2 separate regions of the Homo sapiens genome follow, and region 2 is linked to region 1. The links are chromatin loops, found by intact Hi-C in ENCODE. Cell type or tissue: IMR-90. All regions are shown on one strand. Each heading gives the region's core, and the rest is flanking DNA. Links, peaks and the distances in the headings are about the cores only.

Region 1 (12,228 bases), core at 2,870-10,869:
GTTTGCAGGAATCGCTCTTGGATCTACACACAAAAGTAACAAAAACTAACTGTTGTGAAAGTTCTGAACAGATTAAAAGGTTGTTGGAAACATACCTTATACTTGTAAAACATGGAAGTGGGACAAAGATACCCACGCCTGCTGATGTCTGTAAGGTGAGTTCCCAACTTAATATGCTCGAGAGTCTGGTTTTTAAAAGCTGATTGCTGAGTATGCATTGTTTTTTCTTTTTGCAGGTGTTATCTCAAACACTGCAAGTAGCCAGTCTCTCCACATCTTGCTGGGAGACCCTCTTGGATGTAATTTCTGCTTTGATCCTGGGTGAAAATGTTTCCTTGCCGGAGACCCTCATCAAAGAAACCATAGAAAAAGTAATTTACTTCAACAAATATTAATTGAGCAGTTAATAATATGTTTAGCATTGAGTAACCTTCTGAGGAATACAAGTGAAGTGTGACAAAGGCTCTGCCCTCAAGGAATTTATAATCTTGTTAAGGAAATGGGAATTGCATGCAGTAATGTAAATAAACAAAATAAAGTGTGATAAAAGCTTAATTTATATAGCAAATAAGCAAAATAAAGTGTGGCAAAAGCTAAATCTATACATATTCTGCAATATATGTAAGCACATATTGCAGTAAGCAGTAGAGCTTACTGTGTGCTGGGTATGAGCTGGCTATTCCAGGGTAAACAGTGATGCCTGCAGGTTTTGATAGTTGTTGGAGAAATGGAGCCTGGAACCGAGTAGTTATAGTCTAGCGAATTTGTCTGTTGGAGATATATTGAATTATAACTATTAATTCTGCCTGGGGTTGAGGAACAGAGAAAGCTTTTCAAAGGACTTGTATTTGGGATAGTCCTTGAAGGTTGAAAAGCAGTCTGCCAGTCAGAAGCGGGGTTAAAAATACTAAGAGAGGGAACAGAAAAGACGTGTGTTCATAAATGTTTGCAGTCTGAGCGCATGGACACATGATATGACATGATATCAGCAAAGCTCTGGCTTGGCTTTGAAAAGTTAGGTTGGGTTTTATCCTGCATTAGTGGAGGACCCTGAAAGAATTCCAAGCAGGGATATGATTTGATGAGATTTGCATTTTAGTGAATTTGGAAGTAGGATTGGAAATAGAAAGGTTGGTTAAGTTCTTTCTAGCTTAATGGAGCACAGTAGTACACTTTGAGGGAAGATATACAATCATGCTGTTTGCCCTTTCATAATTCACTGTAGCTGGGCAAGAGTTGAGCAGCCTTTAGGCAGAGCCCTGTGTAATCAGCAGAAGCCCTTTGCATCTGTGGAAGCACCTTTGGAGAAGGCCGGGCAACTGGACAGAGCACTGAGTGAAGTGTCCCTGCCATTCCCTTCTATAGCTGCTTGCTGGGGGGATGGGGAAAATACTCTCTGTGTACTTACATTAATATTTTTTACCTTGGTCACAGATATTTGAGAGCAGATTTGAAAAACGTTTAATTTTCAGTTTTTCTGAAGTCATGTTTGCCATGAAGCAGTTTGAGCAGGTAAGCAAGTTACTAAGTTCGGAGTATTTTTAAAAACAAATCTGTCAGGAAAAAACGATCAAATTTGAAATCCTGTTATTTCTGTTTGTTTTTTGAGAGGAACAGGATAAGTGCTTGATGTTTTAGTCAATATGTTTTTTAAAGAAATTATATTCAATTCTAGATTACTTGTTTTTTTAATAATCCTTTAGGTAGTTACAGAACCGTGTGGTAAAATTGAAAAAACAGTTTAAGAAACTTTTATGTGAATTTGAAGCATAGAAAATAGTTTGTGAAACAATTTGCACTGGTGGAAGTTTGCAAATTGATTTCATTGCTCCAAAATAAGGTAACTGAGTGAGGGAGAAAATGTTCTTATCTAATCCTGAATTTATTTTATTTTTTTCTCTTCCTTCTCATCAAACACTTGGCCCTCCTCCTAACTAGTAACCCTACAGTATACATCATGGAAACATATCTCTGTATCTGTCCTCTCAATATTCTTCCTTTTAGCCTTTAATACTATATATTCTCATTTGCCTAAAAAGAACACTTTTGTACCTGTCCAAGATCTGTTTCTTTCTGCCCCAGGAAGACTCTTCATCTTGCTCTGTTTAACAACTGCATTTTTCCTTTCTCCCGTGTTCCCTTTGGTCTTTTTATTTTTTTTTAATCTTATTTTTATCCAAATACTGCTTACACGTCTGTAGTTTAGGAAGACAAACCAGGTTAAATGGCAGTCATTTGTTTTCTGCTCCCATCTTATTAGCAGCCATCGGGTCTAATGATTTTTAGCTATTTTTTTTCTTTTCTTTCTTCTTTTTTTTTAGAGACGGAGTCTCACTCTGTCGCCCAGGCTGGAGTGCAGTGGCATGATCTCGGCTCACTGCAACCTCTGCCTCCCAGGTTCATGCCATTCTCCTGCCTCAGCCTCCCAAGTAGCTGGGACTACAGGCACCCACCACCACGCCTGGCTGATTTTTTGTATTTTTAGTGGAGATGGGGTTTCACCATGTTAGCCAGGATGGTCTTGATCTCCTGACCTTGTGATCTGCCTGCCTCGGCCAGCTATTTTTTTCTTATATTTACTTTATACTTTTAAATCATCTGAATATACTGCTTTACCTTGGTTTGCTAGTTTTGGTTCTCATGTGTAGACTTCCTCCTATGGCAGATGGACTTTAGTTCCTTTATACCTCTCATGCTCCCAATAGAATTATATTAGAAATTTTGGTTGAATCCATATTCACCACATACTTATATAAACAAGGAGTATTTTATGATTATATGACCTTTTTGTATACATTCTCGTTTTTCTTTTTTTTTTTTTTTTGTCGAGACATAGTCTCACTCTGTCACCCAGGCTGGAGTGTAGTGGTGCCATCTCTGCTTACTGCAACCTCCACCCTCCGGGTTCAAGTGATTCTCCTGCTTCAGGCTCCTGAGTAGCTGGGATTACAGTCATGTGCCCCCACGCCTGGCTAATTTTTGTATTTTTAGTAGAGACGGGGTTTTACCATGTTGGCCAGGCTGGTCTCTTAACTCCTGACCTCAGATGATCTGCCTGCCTCGGCCTCCCAAAGTGTTGGGATTACAGGCATGAGCCACCACACCTGGCCTCATTTTTCTTAGAGTTTATAATTGCCTCGTTCTTTAAAAACTGGAAATTGTTTTCTTTGAATGGCTGGCCAAAGAGTCTGTCTTCCAGCAGCTTTATAAATGTCCTTCACATGACAAAACTGTCAGATAATTTAGCAGCTCAATTTTTCTTTTTCTTCTTTCTTGGAGACATTTCTCCTGGAGCAAGTCCAGTCTAAATGCATTGCTTTCTCTGCCCAGTGCACAAATGTTGTACTGGGACTTCCTTTTGCTTCTCTCTTGTTTCCTGGGTTCCGTGTTCTCTTCTTCTTATAGTTTAGTCTCTAATTTTGGTGGAATTTATTTTTCATAATTTCCTGGGGGTAGGGAGGGTTCATGGAGATAAAATATTGAGATTTAATACATCTGAAAATGTCTTTATTCTCTCCTGACACTGCATTATTAGTAGACAGGGTATAGAATTCTAGATTCTAAGTCATCCTTCCTCAGAGTTTTAAGACATGGCTGCACAGTCTTTAGTTTCCATTGTTCCTATGTAGAGGTCTAATGCCATTGTGATTCTTGATCCTTTGTTTTTGGTCTAGTTTTTTGAATTGTTAGCATCTTCTCTTTATTATATCTGTTAATAAGTGTGATTTTTTTTTTCTTAACTTTAGCTTTTTCTACCAAGCTTTCTGTCATATATTGTGAATTGCTTCTTAATTGATGATGCTGTAGTCAAAGATGAAGCTCTGGCCATTCTGGCCAAGCTCATTCTGAACAAAGCAGCACCTCCCACTGCTGGCTCGATGGCAATTGAAAAGTACCCTCTGGTTTTCTCACCGCAGATGGTGGGGTGAGTTCTAACTTTTTATTCCTGTAATGATGATAAGTTTACCCATTTAAATGTAATGTATCAAGAATACTGTAAAAAAATGATCTATATGTAACAGGAAAGATGTCCATGATAAGTTGTGTGAAAAAAGCAAGTTGTAGAGCTACACACATAGTACGTATAGTATGATCTCATTTTGCAAGGTAAAGCAAAAAGTGTGTATGAACATAGAAAAACATGTGGAAGGATACAGAAACTTGTTAACTTTGTTTAATCAGAAGGATGGTAAGGGAAAGACAGAGGTGACTTAATTTTTTAACCATTTATTTTAAAGTTATTGTAGATTCACGTGCAGTTGCAAGAAATAGTACAGAGAGGTTTCGTATACTCTTCACTCAGATTACTCCATTGGTACATCTTGCATGAGCATACTGCGATATCACAACTGTAGAATTGACATTGGTGCAATCCATCAATCTTATCAGATATCATCAGTTGTATGTGCACTCATCTGAGTGTGTATACTTATATAGATATATAGTCATATGTAGTTTTATCCTGTGTTGATTTGTAACCACCACCAGAGTGAATATCTGGAACTGTTCCCTCACCACGAGGATTCCTCATGCTACCTTTTAATAACCACACTCCTGGCCAGGCGCGGTGGCTCACGCCTGTAATCCCAGCACTTTGGGAGGCCGAGGAGGGCAGATCACGAGGTCAGGAGATCGAGACCATCCTGGCTAACACGGTGAAACCCTGTCTCTATTAAAAATACAAAAAATTAGCCAGGCGTGGTGGCGGACGCCTGTAGTCCTAGTTACTCGGGAGGCTGAGGCAGGAGAATGGCGTGAACCCGGGAGGTGGAGCTTGCAGTGAGCCGAGATCACGCCACTGCCCTCCAGCCTGCACGACAGAGCGAGACTTCATCTCAAAAAAAAAAAAAGAAAAATACAAAAAATTAGGTGGGTGTGGTAGCGGGCGCCTGTAGTCCTAGGTACTGAGGAGGCTGAGGCAGGAGAATGGCGTGAACCCAGGAGGTAGAGGTTGCAGTGAGCCGAAATCATGCCACTGCACTCCAGCCTGGGCGACAGAGCAAGACTCTATCTCAAAAAATAAAATAAAATAAAATAAAAATAAAAATTATATACCTTTGTATTGTTTCAGTTGTTAAGTGTCATGGATTACTTTCTTAATTTCATTCAAAATGACACATTGTTTAGAAGTTAAAAACAAAGCTTATTTACATACATGAGAAGATTTATTGTATCATTTCTCAAATAGTTAAGTGGGTATGCTTCTAGAAACTGTAGCTTAGGAAACCAGTTCCCTTGTCATTCCTTTGTTTTTATACTTAATCTTCTTATTTCTCTTGGAGTAGTTAGACCCGTTGTTGTGTTTTTGGTTTGCTTTGAGGCGGAATTGATGGGCATTCCTTGAGTTTGTGCTGAATACTCGACTTTGAAACATCCATGGAGGTGGGAGTTACTGTCCCACAGTCACAGAGCAGAGCTAGCTTTTGAGTTTGATCAGCTTGAGGTTCTGGAGGAACCTATTTTCTTTTTTAAATGTTTTATTTATTATTATTATTATTTTAAGAGCAGGTCTTGCTCTGTCACCCAGGCCGGAGTGCAGTGGCACAATCACGGCTCACTGCAGCCTCGATCTCCAGGGCCCAAGCTATCCTCTCACTTGAGCCTCCCAGGTAGCTGGAACCATAGGCACGCACCACCATGCCCAGCTAATTTTTTAATTTTTGTAGAGACGAGGTCTCGCTATGTTGCCCAGGCTGGTCTCAAACTCCTGGACTCAAGTGATCTTCCTACCTTGGCCTCTCAAAGTGTTGGGGTTACAGGTTGAGCCACTGTGTTTAGCAAACTCATCTTAACACCTACTTATATCTTCTGTATACCTTACAAATTGCTTCTCTATTAAAATATGCCAACAGAATCTTGTTGGTTTTTAAATGTATTGAATTCTGATTCCTGAGGAATGGGTAGTGAGTAACTCCAATAGAATTATTCCTTTGAAACTTTTCCCTTGATTTGTCAACACCCAAGCCCATCTCCAACAGGCAGATTCCTTGCACATGCCAAAACTGAGTTCTGTGCAGGGAGAGTGAAGCTGCTTTGTTGTTTGGCTTCCATGAGGTGAAGCTAAGGGACTGACTGAGACTGGGCGTCAGACCTTCTTACCCCATCATCTCAGCCATCTCAGATCCTCCCAGGAGGGTGACGTGTTAAATAAATAAATTTCGATGTGCTAACTCATGGCAAGTTCTTCCACTTCTGTGTTTCTTTCTCTGCAAAAACACCCCTCTGCCACCCCCAACGGAGATATGGTATGTGTGAATGGTCACCTTTGTTTTGATTCCTTCTATGAAGATTTTAAAATCATAGTTTGAATATTACTAGTAACACTCTATCTACCCATCTCACCAGTTTGCTGTGAGAAAAAATAAAGATAATAAATGTGAAAAGACTCTTTAGGAGATAAACTTACTGTCGTTTGACAACTACTTACGGTATCAGGCACTGGATACTGGGGTGCAACAAAGAATAAGAAAAAAGTTCCTTCTTTTGGGGAAAGGAATGTGGTGAGGCGGGTAAGCAAATAAGCGAGATGATTTCAGATCCTGATCGTGATAAAAGAAGACAAAGCAGTGTTGAGAGGGAGACTGAATGGAGAGGGGTCACTTTCCAGAGAGGGAACGTTTGGTCCAATTTTAAGCTGGGAAGGATCCAGCCTTGCAAAGATCTCAGTGAGAGACTCTCCAGACAGAAGGAAAAGTTAACTGCAAAGACTCTGGGACAGGAATAAGCTCAGCATGTTTGAAGTACAGAAAGAAAACCTCTGTGGGTAAAGAGCAAGGAGGAGATTGGGGTGAGAGGAGATGGAGGTGGGTGAGGGTCAAATCACAGAGGGCCTTACAGGATGACTTAAGGAGTATGGACTTCATTGGTGGAGCCATTGGCAGGTCTAGAAAACGGGAATGACGTGGCAACTAATGACTCATTTTTGTTTTTTAAAGCATCTTAGTATTTTGTAAGATTTTTGCAGATTGTTGAGTCATGATTATTACTAAAAAGACTATATATATCAAGATGTGGTGACTTTAAGGAATTGATAATTAAATTAACTTAGTTATCTATCATGATTTCCAGACACTAAACATCCTGGTAAGTATGAAACAAAAGAGAATGTAGCTTTTTGGAGAATTTTTTTTCTTTGTTTTTGTTTTTTTTTTTCCTTCCTTCCCCTACCTGACCATTTTTTGGTGAATTTTAATGATAAAAAGGGTGCAAGAGTAAAAACCTGATATTCCACTTCTATTGCATAACAAGCTAACCAAACTGGAGTTGGAGGATAATTGTAAAACAGATCATTTAACTTAAGATTTCTGTGATTTTTCTTTTGATTAGATTTTTGTCTTTCAAATAGGACCGAGGTGTAGTACATTGGCAAAAATAAAAAGAGGCTAACAAGAATAGTTAGCCTCTATCTAATCTGTGACCAGAGTCACAGATATTCAAAACAGAATGTCATGTCGAAAAATGTCATTGAGCAACTGTGTATCTGATCAAAGCAGCAGGAGAAAATTACTTATATGTCATAATCATTTTAGTGGTATTCGTCAACTTCATCACAGTAACTTTGCAACATCATTCTACATTTGTGGAAAGTAGTAAAATTCATGTCAAAAAGGAAAGGGAGAATGGAGGAAGTCAGTTCATTCCAGTGAATTGTCAATCAAAAACATGCCCAGGAGCACAAAATTGAGAAATCATACTTAAAACTAGAAGAAACTTGGTTTAAGTTATAAAGCAAATTAAAATAGAAGTGAAAGGAAGTAGAGCCAGTGGAGTTGAAAAAGCTTCTCACTGAAAACTCAGTAAATGACTCACATTTGTTTAGCTCAACCACCACCACCAATTCCTTCCCTCTAATGCTCCACAATGGTAAGAATCCAATTTTATTTCAGACTTCAGAGGGCAAGAGCGATTACATTCTCTGTTATTTTAAACATTTTTTTTAATCCTTCAGATTCTATATAAAGCAGAAGAAGACTAGATCCAAGGGAAGAAACGAACAGTTTCCAGTATTGGACCATCTTTTATCTATAATTAAGTTACCCCCAAATAAAGATACTACTTACCTTTCACAATCTTGGGCAGCCCTCGTGGTGTTACCTCATATTAGGTAAGAAAATAAGCTATGTTTAATTTTGAAAGAGATAACATGCTGATTAAAATATGTTAGCCATTCCTTGCTGTTCTCTGAAACAAACCATTGAATGCCAGTTTGAACTTTTCCCTTTTTCTCCCCCTTGGACAGACCTCTTGAGAAAGAGAAGGTGATACCACTCGTCACCGGCTTCATAGAGGCACTCTTCATGACTGTTGACAAAGGAAGCTTTGGGAAAGGTCAGTTACAATCATCATGTGTTCTCTTCTCTTCTTTTCTGGCACACTCAAAGTAATTGTAAACACATGAGCTATTAGAGAATAATACTTACATTGTGTTCTGGCATAACCCCCTGGATGATAAATCTGGAAGAAATGAGGATATGATGGGCATGTCTCACTTGTACCACATAATGTGGTGACTGGGTCACGGTGGCTTGAGCATAAGGAAGGGGACATATCAAAAGGATGCCATGGCTTAGAAGGCCATTTGTTTTTGAGCCCCATACCAGGTCCTCTTTTTCATCTCCCACGTACATCTGACTCCTAGTATACACCTTATGCTCCAAGCAAATCCATTTGCTTACCATGAGAAAGACACATTCTTTTGCAACTTTTACAACTGTATGGCTGCCTTTGCCCATGTGTTTCCTCTGCATGGAGACCCTTCTAGGTCTTTGTCATTCAGTGAACTCTTGCTTATCTTCCAAAACTCAGCTCAGGCACAACACCTCTAGGAAGGCCTTTATGACTCTTTAGGCAGAATTAGACTGCCCTGCCCAAAACACCATTTCCTATTAGATATTTATATGTCTCCCCCACTAGTCTGCAAACGGCAATTCAAAAGCAGTTATTTAATATTTTGTTTTATTCTAATGCAAAATTTTTTAAAAATCACGTGTATATAGTGGTCATTCATTCACTTAAATATTAATGTGCTACATTCTGTGTTAGATACTAAGCAGACGTATTAGAGAATAAAGTGGACTCGCCGCATGTCAAGTGCTCTGTAGCCATATGTGACTGGTGGCTACTGTACTGGATTGTGGCGACATATTAGGACAAGTATTTTTACCATTGTAGAAAATTCTGTTATACAGCACTGATCTAGAGCCTAGAGCAGGGACTGGTAAAATCTTTTTGTAAAGGACCAGACAGTAAATGTTTTAGGTCTTATGGGCCACATTCAGTCTTTGTGGCATATATATGTATATATACACACATACATATATATATTTTTTTAAACAACCCCTTCAAAATGTAAAAAACATTTTTAGCTTGCAGTCCATATAGAAACAGGCTGCTTACCAGATCTGACTTGCAGACCATATAGTTTGCTGACCTCTGGGCTAGAGACATAGTTTGCTGACCTCTGGGCCAGAGACTAAATGAGTGTTTAATTAATATCATTAATTATGTTGGATATCATGGCTTAGGCCTGTAATCCCAGCACTTTGGGAGGCTGAGGCGGGAGGATCACTTGAGGCCAGGAGTTCAAGACCAGCTTGGGACACATAGTGAGAGCCCCCCCCGCCCAACTCTGACTCTCTATTTAAAAAAATAAGGCTGGGTGTGGTGGCTCATGCCGGTAATCCCAGCACTTTGCGAGGCCGAAGTGAGTGGATCACCTGAGGTCAGGAGTTTGAGACCAGCCTGGCCAACACGGGGAAACCCCATCTCTACTAAAAATACAAAAATTAGCTGGGTATGATAGCACATGCCTGTAATCCCAGCTACTGGGGAGGCTGAGGCAGGAGAATCACTTGAACCTGGGAAGTGGAGGTTGCAGTGAGCCGAGATCACACCACTGCACTCCAGCCTGAGCGATGGAGCAAGATTCTGTCTCAAAATAAATAAATAAATAAATAATATCATTAATTGAATGTATTATGGGTAGTAGCCATTGAATATGTGACTTCTTATAAACTTGAAAAATAAAATCAACAAGTTTTATACCAAGATAATTTCTTAGCTATTGATAAATCCAAGCCTGCACTCCTCAAAAGTACTAGTTTTGATAACATCAGTGAGTGGGACCATTATACTTGGTACTCATTTTGGTTAATGGAACATACACATTTTTATTCTCTACTTCTGAGTATTTATTTATTTATTTATTTATTTTGAGACTGTCTTGCTCTGTCACCCAGGCTGGAGGGCAGTGGCACGATCATGGCTTACTGCATGCAGCCTTGACATCCCAGGCTGAAGCAATCCTCCCATCTCAGCCTCCTGAGTAGTTGGGACTACAGGTGTGAACCACCATGCCCAGCTAATTTTTAATCTTTTATAGAGATGAAGTCTCACTGTGTGGCCCAGGCTAGTGTTGAACTCCTGGCCTCAAGTGGTCCTCCCACCTCAGCACCCCCAAAGTGCTGGGATTACAGGTATGAGCCACCATGACCAGCCTGTATTTTTCTTAAGAAAGGTAAAATATAGGACTTGGAAACTTCTCTTTTCTGTTTCTTTCTGTTATATTTGGATGTTTGACAGACAATTCTTTGGAAGGCATAAATTCACTTTAAGAACTTCCCATAAGTAGCAAGTATTCAATAAATAAGGTGTTTGATAGTTAATAATGTCAAAGAAATAAGTAATGTGGTTTCTCCTGTTTTTCTGCCCTTAGGAAACTTATTTGTTCTTTGTCAAGCTGTAAATACTCTACTAAGTTTGGAAGAATCTTCTGAACTTCTTCATTTGGTTCCTGTGGAACGTGTGAAGAATTTAGTATTGTAAGTAAACATCTTCCAGTTGGTTTAGTAATGAATAAAATATAAAAGCCTCTATTGTTGTGAAATCTTGGACACAAAGAAAATCCCTTTGATCTATTTTATACCTGAGTTGTATTCACGTAGTGAAATTTAATATTGATTTAGATCCTCCAGTTAAAATAAGTACATTTGACACAGTCTTTAAATACAGATTCATCTTTGTAAAGGGTGTTTTATTGCGTGTGTAGATTAATGTCGTAAAGTTTGAAGGGTTTGTAATGCTGATCATTCCCAACTGTAACGTGGCATGATGTTGACCTTTTATAACTTCTTTAGTGGTTCCAACATGCACATTCCCACTCTTGTTCGGCCTCAACTTGAGGTGATCAGCATTTCAGAAAACTTCCCTGTGGTCTTTTTACTACACACTGAAACAATCCAGTTTCTTTTTTTTTGTTGGTTTGGTTTCTTTGTTTGCTTTTTAAGTATAGTTTAGCCAGCCTTTGATTTTGATAGCAGCACAGAGCCATTTGAGAGGAGCCAACAATATATCTTTTCTAAAGGTCAAGCCTTGCTGCTTTTTCCTGAAGTCTACTCCATTTTATTTCCAAGTGTTTTAAAGATTTATTCATTCACTTTGTTCAGTAGGTAATCATTTGCTTTTCTCACATGCCAAGCCCTGTTCCAGGCACTGTGAAACATAGTGAATAAAACAGACAAAATTCCCTGCCTTCTTGTAGCTAATGCTCTAGCCAGAAGAGGCACTAAACAGAATAAAAAGTAAACTATATAGCGTGTTAGGAGGTGCTAAGTGCTGTGAAGAAAAACAAAGCAGGGTCAGGAGATAGGGAGAGTCCAGAGGTGAGGGGAGCGGTAGCAGTTTTAAATCAAGGTGAACTTACTGAGGAGGAGACACTTAAGCAGAAGGCGGAAAGCAGTGAGGGACGTAAGCCATGAGGATACCTGCGGTCTGGGCTGCTCCCTGGGTTCCAGACCTGGAGGCGACATGAATGCCAACGCTCTGTGGGGGTGGTGGGTGCCTGGCTTGAACAGCAAGGAGAGGTCATCTTGGCTGAGCAGAGCACGAGAGTGGGCTGTAGGAGAAGAGGACAGAGAGGTGGAGGCAGTAGACCTCCTTAGGTCACCGTAGGGCCTTGGCTTTTACTCTGAATGAAAGGGGAGGCCATGGGAGGATTTTTGGCAGTGGAATGACTTTGACCTAAACAGAATCACTCCGGCTGCTGTGTTGAGACTGTAGGGGAATACTATAATAATCTGGAATCTCTTTGCCTTTCCAAATCTGGGTGAAGTTGGCATTTCTCCATGGTTAATTGCATTGGTTTAAATTAACTTCCTGTAGAGAGGATTAGTTCTTTGACATCACCACATTTACCATATTACATAGTCTCCCTTTTAAAATCATTCTGTT
Region 2 (12,228 bases), core at 1,850-9,849, 380 kb before region 1:
AATTATCCTTCATTTGAATCTCTTCCTCTTTAAGTGGGTTTTTTTAGATGTGTGATGTGAGTTTAGTCAATAGGTGGGGGTGCTTAGGAAAACAAGCTATTTTGGTCCTTGGCAAATGTGGGCATTGGTATCTGTGTTCCTTGCTATCATTTGCTGAGTAACAACATTATTTTTTTTCTAAAAATATATACCACATTCTTCTCTTATTTGCATTTGCTTTTCATTTTACTGAGGGACATATACACACACATTTTGATCTATAGGATGCATTTAGAGGGAATTTTCTGAAAAATCATTTTACAACCTTTTGAGCACAGAAAGTGAATGAAGAAGAGCCATAAAAAGGCAGCCACAAAGAAAAGCAAATGGTTAATTTCTGGAAAAGAGCATTGCGTTTTGTGGAATTTAAAACTGCTTCTTCTGCCTGAGGCTATTTAAAATAATTTTATATTTTAGAAGCTTGAAGAGATTTAAGTACAGCAATGTGCCCCTTATCCATAGCTTTGTTTTTCATCGTTTCAGTTACAATAAGAATTCTGAGAGAAAGACAGAAATTGCTCTATCATTATTGTTATAATTGTTCTATTTTGTTATTAGTTATTGTTATCAATCTCTTATTGTTCCTAATTTAGAAATTAAGTTTTATCATAGGTATGTATGTATAGGAAAAAAAGCATATATATAGGGTTCAGTACTATCCACAGTTTCAGATATCCACTGGGGGTCTTGGAATGTATCCGCTGAAGATAGGGCGGGATGCTTTAACCATTTAGCTCAGGATTATACAACTATAACTAGTAGAGCTGAGATTTAAAAGTCTAAGCCCTTAGCCATGGTGGATAGTCAGTTAATAGTGAGCTTTTATTTTGCTTGATTGTCTGAGTTTGAGCTGACAGGCCGATGCACAAGAGGGGCAGAGTCCTAGCTTTTTTGAGGATTGTCATTTCGCAAGGGCAATATTCCTTCTCATATTTATCTCAAGCCCTTCATGTATAAAGACTTATTCAAGACAAAAGGGTAAACAACATTTAGTGAGGCTGAAAATTGCACAGTTTCTGTTCTGTAACGCCTCCTAATCCTGAGTTTGTCTCTTCTCCTCATCTGCAAGAGCCCTCGTCATCACAACAGACCTCAGCATCTAGGAGATTGGAAGACACCACAGAATTCTGCCTATGTGATTCACAAATCCTTCTTGCTATTTGAAGCTTTGCAATTCTGACTTCCAGGCCCTCTAGGGAACTTTTAGTGCAGGGATGCATTATAACTTAGGAGATCATGATCTTACCAATCCTGGAAAACATAGAAGCAATTCTGCTGAAGGAGAGCCATTACTGGCCGATGCAGTAGAATTATTATTTCCATTTTAGACCTGAGAAATATCTGCCTGCTGTTAGCCAAATGTGGTTCTCCCATCAGGACCCAGTAAAGAACTTGGCCATTAGGACTACTCAGCATTAATCATTTGAGGGAATAGCTTTAGCCTTATAGTGACTAGTGTGAGTGAATCAATATGTTTATTCCTGCTAATATGAGCCAAGCTTTCTTCTGTAAAAGAATGAACTTACAACATCATAAGATTTATGGTTTTACACAATACTAATAAAATGACATGAATATTTTTTGCACGTATGAAGCATCTTCTATTGTGAAGCTTTTTTAGTTTATGCCACACACAAAAAAAGGATTTTGGTAAGTGCTACAAATAATGTTAAAAAAACAAGATGGAACTTTTTTTTTCAGAACCAGTAGCATTTCCTACATGTAAATCTATGGTTTCCAATTTCATATTCTCCAGAAGAGCTGAATTCATTTCCTTTCTCTCTTCTTCAGAGACTTTTCTTGAACACTGGCTGATGCCAGGAAAGTCTGTAAAGACAGAATGGACCTCCCTCCCTTCTTTTTTATTTTTATTTTTTTAAGATACAAGGACTCTGTTGCCCAGGCTGGAGTGCAGTGGCATGATCATAGCTCACTTCAGCCTCAAACTCCTGGGCTCAAGTGATCCTTCCGCTTTAGTCTCCCAAGTAGACGTGATTACAGGTATGCACCAATATGCCCAGCTAATTTTATTTTATATTTTTTTTTAGAGATGGAGGTCTTGCTATATTGCTCAGGTAGGTCTTGAACTTCTGGTCTCAAGCAGTCCTCCTGGCTCAGCCTCCTGCAGCTCTGGGGTTACAGGTGTGAGCCACCACACCCAGCCTTCCCTTCTTTCTTAACACCATTCTCCATCTCAGTACTGTCTTAGGAACACAGAATTCACCTATGGGGAGTTCAATACAAAACTCCCAGTTTAGAAAATGGGTTCTTTGGTGCCTCTTAAGTCCAAAAATATTACATGTGAGGATTTATTTTAGATATGTAGCTCAAGTTTTGAAATATCACTGCTACCTATTCTATAAAAAATGCTGTGTTTGAGAATTTGTATTAAGTATACCTCTCAGGACAGGAACTACCAAATAAAAATATTTGTAGAATATAAATAGAATGTAGACAGAAGCTCAGCTCTAGCAACAGTTATTATGAGGCTATCATAGAAAATATCATTTGTCCTCTTAAGTCTGTTTTACACACTCCCCATCTTTTCTGTGACATGGGGAGGGTAAGAGCTGATTTGTCAGGCTTTCCTTTATTTTGGTTTCAATATGAAGTAACTATTCCAAGTCCCAGGTTACAAGATTTTTAAAGTGGAATTGTTTTTACTTAGCCTAGGCCCCAAACCTGGAGTAGGCCCTCATTTTGCAGAGAATGAATATATAAAATTTGTAGTGAAGCACCTAGATCTAACATGATGGGCCAAATTATTTATGTATAATGTCTATAATTTGTACTACAGCCTCCAAAAAATTTTAGTTTCCCATTTTTTCAATGAGAAAGATAAGGCTTATTATTATTTAATGAGTCAAGGTCACATAAAAGTAGCATTCAAATCCAGGTTAGTTTAGTGCCAGTATCTCCTTTTTCAATCACTTGTGTTAATTTACATATATGACATATGTCTATAATTGATTGAACAAGGAAAGGAATTTTAAGTGATTTATTTAAAGTAACTAAACTAAGGCAATCTAATGAAATTACTAAGAATAGTGATTTGGTGAGTGAGTGGAGGGCAAGTGGAAAGTGGTAGTAATGTAACTTTTACATTGTTATGTGTCACAGCAGAAAAACCATATATAGTATATAAAATTGGAAAATCATGAAACAATGGGACACACACATAGAAGGATCCAACAGAGACTCTTAAAAGTCCTTTTTCCACTGAGGAAGAGGACAGAGATTGCAAAAAGGGTAGCTATTGATTTTTATTGTAAGCCCTTTGGTACTTTGATATTTTGTTTATTATTTGATAAAATTTAACAAGATTTTACTAAAAATCAAAAAGTTATGATCTATAATATGTCTTTCACAGTAATCTACTGATAACCTATCAAGATGCTTTAAATTGTAGACTAAAAAAAAATCAGAGCGTCTTCTTAGTTTATATTCATTATTGTTATTCATAATGTGAAATTGCAGTGAAAGAGCATTAACTGAGCATCTAATATGTTCAAGGCCTTGTTCTAGGTTTTATAGGAGATAAAAGGGGGATACAGTTTGATCCCAGGCTTCAATGTGTTACTGTCTAGTTGAAGGTGCTCTCAATGAGGAAGAAATCTAGATATGGAAAAACTAGGAACTTAAACATTTTCTTTGTCTGCTTCATACTGTGCTAGGTACTCTGACTCATTTTTCATAGAAAACATATACTATAGAAAAGACAAAATATAAAGAGCTATGTGAGTTCAGTGGATAGAAAAATGGTTTTTACTTATCAGGATCAAGAAATGCTTCCTGAAGCAGAGAATTCTAGGTGGGCCTTGAAAGCAAGAAGGGATTTCTATGGACAAAGAATGGATGGGAAGGCATTGACATATTTGCTAATCAAGAAACTTATGTTTGAAACTCATTTTTTTGTTGCTGTTTCTCTTGTATAAAAGTGCTTTGATGCCCTGGAAGTTGAGGCTGCAGTGAGCTGCGATTGCATCATTGAACTCCAGTCTGGGTGACAGAGTGTGACTGTCTTAAAAAAAAAAAAAAGCCTAGCTGTAAGCTAGGTACAGAATGAATTTTAAAAATATTGCTTGTCCAGCTAAAGACTTTTTATTAAATGTAAATGCTGTTACCAAAGTTACAGAATCACAATTAAGTATTGAGTATAACTTCTGTCCATAAAATGTGGGGAAACTTAAAGACAAAATGGAGATCACATGGATTTTGTAGCTATTCTTGATTTTTTTTTAATTGGTCAATGTGTTTCCACATATTTAGGGATCTTCTTAGCTTCCCTCTTTAATTTATTTGTTTAGTTTCCTTAGGATTGTACTTAATTGCATGTTAATTACTGATGCCCAGTGGGGCTGTATTTTAAAGAATCTTCAGTTTGAATCTATAGTATCTTTACCATCTTGCCTAGTTTTTCAAGTCTTTGTGTTCTGATCCAAAGGCCAAGATATCTGTGGCTATGGCAAAGAACTCAGATTCTTAGGTTTTTAGAAATTATAACAAAAAGCTATATGAATAACAATAAATAAATAAAATCAGTAGTACGAAGTAGGCATAGTACATTTTTTACATTGAAGTCATTTAATCTCTCTCACTTGGGCACTATAAGTTAAAGGTGGAGATTGTCATCTTTGAAGATTCATTGGTACACTGATCACTCTCCATTTAGGAAAGCTTACAAAAGTCCTTGTTTTACAGCTCCCTCTCCTTTGTAGTGTTAGACTTAATGAACGGCTTATTGTCAGAAGTTCCAGACCATTACATTATACTCTATGAAAGAGTATTCTGTATTTCTTCTAGAGCAGAGACAGAAAAATATCTTATATTTGGGGGACTCTATGTGTGATCATAATGTTTAGCATGAAGAGAATGTTGCATTTTGAAGCTGTTTGGTTTATACATTTTAAAAAATTACATGAATTTAGAAAATCTGTTATATTAAATTGGATATTTCACATCTATGGTTTAATATCTGCAGTCTTTATTTTCAGTCTTAAATCCTGAACTCCAAATAATTATTAATCTCCACAATCCCACTCTTGAATTTTTACATGTCTTTAAAGTTATAAAAGTGTTTTGTGCTAAGGGCAGTTGCAATGGCTCACGCCTATAATCCCAGCACTTTGGAAGGCTGAGGCAGGCAGATCACTTGTGGTCAAGAGTTTAAAATCAGCCTGTGAAACATGGAAATACCCTTTCTCTATACAAAATACACAAATTAGCCAGGCATGGTGGTGCGCACCTGTAGCCCTTGGCTACTTGAGAGGTGAGGTGGGAGAATTGCTTGAGCCTAGGAGGTTGAGGTTGCAGTAAGCTGTGTTCGCACCACTGCACTCCAGCCTAGGTGGCAAAGTGAGACTTTCTCTCAAAAAAATATTTTTATTCTTATTGTGAAAAACATAAAAAAGATAAAGTATAAAACAAAATCTACCCATCATTTCACAGCTGAGGGATAACTTCTGTACCTATTTTGAGTATTTTCTTCCTGTTATATTTTTCTAGTCATATAAATGGGTATGTTTTTTAATATGCAGTCATGCACCGCATGATGACTTTTTCATCAGTGATGGACCACATAAACCATGGTGGTCCCATTAAGATTATAATGGAGCTGAAAAATTCCTATCGCCTAGTGATGTTGCAGGTGTTGTAATGTCATAGTGCAATACATTACTCACGTGTTTGTGGTGATGCCGGTGTAAACAAACCTACTGTGCTGCCAGTTGTATAAAAATATAGCACATACAGTTATTTACAGTATATAATACTTGACAATTAAACTACTATGTTACTGGCTTATATACTCTACCTTTTATTGTTGTTTTAAAGTTTACTCCTTTTACTGATTAAAAAAAAAAGTTAACTTTAAGATAGCCTCAGGCAGGTCTTTTAGGAGGTATTCCAGAAGAGAGCATTTATATCATGGGAGGTGAGAGCTCCATTCATGTTATTGCCCCTAAGACCTTCCAGTGGAATAAGTGACATTGATAATCCTGACCTTGTATAGGCCTAGGCTAATGTGTGTGTTTGTATCCTCATTTTTTACAAAAAAAGTTTTAAAAAAGTTTTTAAATTTAAAACATAGAAAAATGCTTATAGAATATGGATATAAAGAAAGAAAATATTTTTATGGAGCTATAAAATGTGTTTTTGTTTTAGGCTTAGTGTTATCACAAAACAGTCAAAAGTTAAAAAAAATCTAAAAGGTTACAAAGTAAAAACTTACCATAAGATAAATTTATTATTGAAGAAAGAAACATTTTTAAATAAATTTAATGTGGCGTAAGTATACAGTGTTTATAAAGTCTACCAATGTGCAATAGTATTTTAGGCCTTCACATTCACTCACCACTCAATGACTCATTCAGAGCAACTTTCATTCCTGCAAGCTCCATTCATGGTAAATGCCCTATACAGAGAGACCATTTTTTATCTTTTATACTCGATTTTTACTGTACCCTTTCTTTGTTTAGGTATTCAAATACCATTGTATTACAGTTACTACAGTATTCAGTGCAGTAACATGCTGTACAGGTTTGTAGCTTAGGAGCAATAGGCTGCACCATGTAACCTAGGTGTGTGGTAGGCTATACCAACTATGTTTGTGTAAGTACACTGTATGATCTTTGCACAATGATGATATCTACCAATGCATTTCTCAGAAAGTATCCCATCCTTAAGTGAGACATGACTGTACTTGGGACATGTCTCTGTGTGTGTGTGTGTGTGTGTGTGTGTGTGTGTGTATGTATGTATGTATGTATGTGTGTATGTATGTATCTATCTATCTATCTATCTATCTATCTATCTATCTATCTATCTAATCTATCTGTCTATATTCTTGTATTGGTTTTCCTCACCTTTTCATTATAAACGAGCATTTTCCCACATCATTAAGTATTCTTTGAAGACAGAATTTAATGGCCTGTATGCTTCCTTTATGGTGCTTCTTTTGTGTCTTATACTTCTATACTGCCCTCTCACATTTAAAAAAATTATTAAAGGTTTTTGGAATCTTTGTTATTAAAAATTCTAGTTATCTAGTAGTCATAGCTACTTCTACCTGAGTTTATGAGCCCCTGCTTATGACAAATAACAAATAAATAAATTGGGCTTCTATTTATTAGTCTATTTAGGAAGTCACTTGTTTTTTAGCTTATGTAATGTGTTTTGTCTTGATCTGAAGTATTAGAACACAGGATCATTTTACTGGGTTATGTTGGATTTATTTGGCAAATCCAGTTCTCTTATCTCCAATAGCCTGTGTTTGTGACTGCTTGGATATGGGTGATTTTAAAGACTAGTGAAGAGCATGGATTGTGATTACATATTTACACCTCAATAGCTGTGTGACTTTGGGCAAATTACTCCATTGCATCGCACCTTCTTTTCAAGATTAAAGCCTAAATGATATCATAAAGTACATAGCCCAGAGCCAGGCTGATAATTGAATATTTTTGTTATTTTTCTGTCATTGTTGTAATTATGAGGTCTTTGGCCATCAAATAGAACAAAGCTGACTAGCCTTAGTTGAGATTGAAAAGCATCAGAACTTTTCTTTACCCATTAGAAGTAACTGGCCATGGAAGAAAAAAGCAAATAACCCATTTTAATTCTGGACCAGCAGGAAGGCGTCTTTGTCTGTCCTGTCTAAGAAACTCTCATAAGTAGCTTCAGACTTTGCAATGAGGCAGCTGCATTAGTGCATCTGAAAAGTTCACTGCTGTGGCTGGAATGTTAAATAGCAGTTCTTGACAGTGACCGAAATGCATACCTGGGGTCTCAAGGAAAGGACTTAGGACTTCCTTTTCGTTATTCACATTGTTCAATACCTAGTCTGTCTCTATATAAATGCCAGTGTTGCTTTAATAAATTATTATGGATGATCATAGTAATACCTGTAGCTGCTATTTACTGAGTGCTGACTACGTGACAACTAAGGTTTTTGTGCATTATCTCATTTAATCCTAGTGGCTGCTCTGTGAGTCTGTTATCATCATCCCTATTTCACAAAGGAGGAAACTAAAATTTAGAGAGGTTCAGCATTATCTAATAAGAATTTCAACGTTGGTCTCTCAGACTCCAGAATCTGAGCTTGTAGCTTTGCTCTTAGCTCTGTTGTTTTGGTTTTATAATTACTGCATAGCCTCATTCATTCATTCAGCCTGAGAATCTACTTTGTTGAGAATCTACTTCATGCCAGCTCCTGTTCTAAGTGCTTGGGTTATAGCATGCAGGCAAAGTCCCTGCCCTCCCAAGGCTTATTTTCTATTAAATATAATAGAATATTAAGTTACCTTCAGGTGTTTTACTCCTAGAATAAGCGTTCCTGTGAGGCTATGAGTTATCTTATTCTTGAGCTTTAGGAACGTAACCGAAATTTTGTATAAGGCTGAGTATACCTCCTAAGCTTATGAGATTTCTACAGAATTTCTACAAAATACTGGAAGCTAGGGCATGTTCCATTTTATGCATCAGGCTGTTTATTTTAGCATTGGCTTTTTAGCCCTGGCAGACTCCTCAAATCGGAGACGTTCTTACTGATTACTTTAAGAAGCTTTTAGAAGGTTTGGAAGGTTTATTGTTCGTGATAAAGCTACTTTTTGATACCTTGGTTTCTTTGACTTCCTTAAATGTTCTATAGGTGTATGGAGCAGCATAAAAACTTTCTTTCTTTAGAACATGCCAAAAATACATCAGACAAACCTAGAACAAGAGGCTTAATTACTTCATAGAATAAATTTTCAAATTCGGATACAGTTGAAAAATAAATGATGAATCGGGGAGGTCTAATTATGAGGGACCTAAGTATTAATACCTTGTTTCCGTAATATCAAGAATATTAAATCCATCCTTAAGAATGAATTATTATAAGAAGAAGATGATATCATAAAGTGTTTGTGTTAATGTCACATTTAATCCATGTGGAAGCTGAAAATAATTTTAAATATCCTTAGGTAGAGGCTATGTTATATTTTTTACGTAGGGAATTATCAGTAAATACTATGAAGTGTGTTTCCTTATAAAAAAGTAGTTGCCTTATTTTGCATTGGAAATACAAGTGAACCTTTTTGGTCCCATAAAATGCAAATGGCTTGTATATGTTCCTTTTTTTTTTTTTCTTAAGTCCTTTGTCTAAGAAGGAGGATCATTGGCAAACCAGCTAGCCATTCACTTTGGATTTTGACATAGCTTCTCCTTGGGACCCTAATGACAGACTCTCTGATAACCAGTGCAAACTCCATGAATATCTTTCATTTCTCTAGAAGGAGGTGTGGATTTGCAAGGCTACCAGCTGGATATGCAAATACTACCTGACGGGCCAAAGAGTGATGTGGACTTTTCAGAGATTCTTAATGCAATACAAGAAAGTAAGTTTCACTCAAATTTTAAATTCGCCGTGAGAGAAGAAGCTATTATAATACTTGGGAGGGGTAATAAACTAGAAACCTTAGATGTCAAGCTTTAAAAAATATTAACAAAATGATGTCTTGAAAGAGATACTGTGCAAAATAATTTTGAAACTAGAAGAGATAGTGAAAGAGGTTTAATTTGTGAGATTAAATCACATAATAGTGGAATTTTTGAAAAAGCTATAACGGAATGATCAATTCTGTATATTGTATTTCATGTAATAATATTTAGTAAACCTTGGAGTATTGTAAATTTTTAGATTTCTTGATTAATCATAATCAAAGAAAAACCTTTAAGAAAACAAAATACAATTCCTCTGCTCAAATGGAAGTAATAAGAGGGAAATGTTAGTGGAGCAAGGTGAAATCAGGAACTTCTTCTCCAAAATGAGTATCTGGAGTCATTGATGATGGACTGCATGCCAGAAGTGAACCCTCATTTTCTAAGCATTTTGAGTAATCAAGGTTTGCTCTTCTTCGAGTATTTTATTTCTGTTTTATAGCTTTCACTCAGAATTTTATCAGAATCAACACATTTACTCAAGTTAAATATTTAGCATTGAGGATGGGTGATGCGGTGTCTCATACTAAGTCATTACCATTGATATTTCATTATCAGAGCTCTAATTCTAGATGATGAAGCTCCTCTTAATATCGAATAATTTATCTCATGTTGGATTTGAGGGATTTTGATGTGAAGAACATTGTATAAACAACCATTGCAATTTTTTCTTACTTCTAGTTTTGGGACATTGCATTTTCTTTTCTTTTTTTATTATTATACTTTAAGTTCTAGGGTACGTGTGAACAACGTACAGGTTTGATACATAGGTATACATGTGCCATGTTGGTTTGCTGCACCCATCAACTCGTCATTTATATTAGATATGTCTCCTAATGCTATCCCTCCCCCAGCCCCCCACCCTACGACAGGCCCTGGTGTGTGATGTTCCCTGCCCTGTGTCCAAATCATCTCATTGTTCATTTCCCACCTATGAGTGAGAACATGCGGTGTTTGGTTTTCTATCCTTGTGATCATTTGCTGAGAGTGATGGTTTCCAGCTTCATCCATGCCCCTGCAAAGAACATGAACTCATCCTTTTTTATGGCTGCATAGTATTCCATGGTGTATATGTGCCACATTTTTTAAATCCAGTCTATCATTGATGGACATTTGGGTTGGTTCCAAGTCTTTGCTATTGTGAATAGTGCCGCAATAAACATACGTGTGCATGTGTCTTTATAGTAGCATGATTTATAATCCTTTGGGTATATGCTCAGTAATGGGATTGCTGGGTCAAATGGTATTTCTAGTTCTACCTCCTTGAGGAATCACTACACTGTCTTCCACAATTGTTGAACTAATTTACACTCCCACCAACAGTGTAAAAGCATTCCTATTTCTTCACATCCTCTCCAGCATCTGTTGTTTCCTGGCTTTTTAATGATCGCCATTCTAACTTGTGTTAGATGGTATCTCATGGTGGTTTTGATTTGCATTTCTCTGATGGCCAGTGATGATGAGCATTTTTTCATGTGTCTGTTGGCTGTATAAATGTCTTCTTTTGAGAAGTGTCTGTTCATATCCTTTGCCCACTTTTTGATGGGGTTGTTTGTTTTTTTTCTTGTAAATTTATCTGAGTTCTTTGTAGATTCTGGATATTAGCCCTTTGTCAGATGGGTAGATTGTGAAAATTTTGTCCCATTCTGTAGGTTGCTTATTCACTCTGATGGTAGTTTCTTTTGCTGTGCAGAAGCTCTTTAGTTTAATTAGATCCCATTTGTCAATTTTGGCGTTTGTTGCCATTGCTTTTGATGTTTTAGTCATGAAGTCCTTGCCCATGCCTAGGGACATTGCATTTTCTTGTTAACTTTCTTATGAATAATTTTATGCTTTTTAGTTATCCCCATTTATCATTATACCGTCCTCTTGACCTTATGAGATAGTTATTACCTCCACCTTACAGATGGAACAACTGAGGGTGGAAGAAATTAAATGACAGGGGAAGATGATAATAATGGAGACCAGACTGCAATGATGGCTGTTTGTTCCTTCATTTAATTCCTTCATGAATGTGCTCAGTACAGGATTTAAACACATTGAGGTGAAGGATCCTGAAACTGAAGATTAGGCTACTTTTAAAAGAAATGTTTTTAGCAGAGAATATAAGGGGATCAGCTATTTATTCCGGTTGAACAATCCCTTTATATTACATTAATGAATAAAAGAGAAAAAATTTCCACAAGAGAATAAAAATCAGATTATTAGACATTGGAGAGAAAATAACTTTTCATGGAAAGTTATAAAATTATGTAATTACTTCACTTGATTTGAAAGATGATAGGTTGTACAGTGCTCAAAGAGTTCAAATTTTTTTTCAATAAATGATAAAAGTTGGCTTCCATGCAAGTGCTAGAGGTGAACTTAAATTTAAGGAGTGGGGGCTAGAATGAACTTGCATCAGAATGAACTAAAGGTTAGTAAGGTACTATTTTTATAGTAATTTTTATTACCAGATCTTAGTAAAGACGTGTGTATCTGATGTTAACTGTTCTGTAGTTTAGAAGGGTGATCTTTCTATGAACAGGTAGAGGAGTATAAATTTATGAGTACTTAACAGAAGAAAAAGGAAATGTTACTTGACTTTAAAATGCAAATCCAGCCCTTTATAAGTTTATGCATTTTCTATTGCTTTGGAACTAATTTATTTTCTTGTTGCAAACAAGTTTTGTGCTAATTAGATTTGAGAAGCTGCCCACACAGGCTGGGTCA

The links. Peaks named below come from ENCODE experiments on the same cell type or tissue, not always from the same donor. Only the 100,000 strongest peaks of a DNase experiment are listed, where the experiment ranks them.
Region 2: a loop joins it to region 1, with 2.1 times the contacts of the local background. A loop is called at or near these places in 6 of 110 quality-filtered maps.

What each region holds. Positions count from the first base shown.
Region 1 is chr12:101,291,734-101,303,961 of GRCh38, forward strand. UTP20 (UTP20 small subunit processome component) reads left to right here. Exons shown (of 62, transcript NM_014503.3): 9 at 9-155; 10 at 237-371; 11 at 1,435-1,512; 12 at 3,747-3,925; 13 at 7,949-8,104; 14 at 8,240-8,328; 15 at 10,715-10,820. Among named protein-coding and RNA genes, the nearest start is that of UTP20, 18 kb to the left of the region's middle. RefSeq lists an enhancer at 7,579-8,778. In IMR-90, for the core only: no CTCF peak of the experiment used is centred there; a DNase peak (open chromatin) is centred at 6,898.
Region 2 is chr12:100,912,918-100,925,145 of GRCh38, forward strand. It overlaps ANO4 (anoctamin 4), which reads left to right. Exons shown (of 28, transcript NM_001286615.2): 3 at 9,309-9,413. Among named protein-coding and RNA genes, the nearest start is that of ANO4, 120 kb to the left of the region's middle. In IMR-90, for the core only: no CTCF peak of the experiment used is centred there; a DNase peak (open chromatin) is centred at 6,394.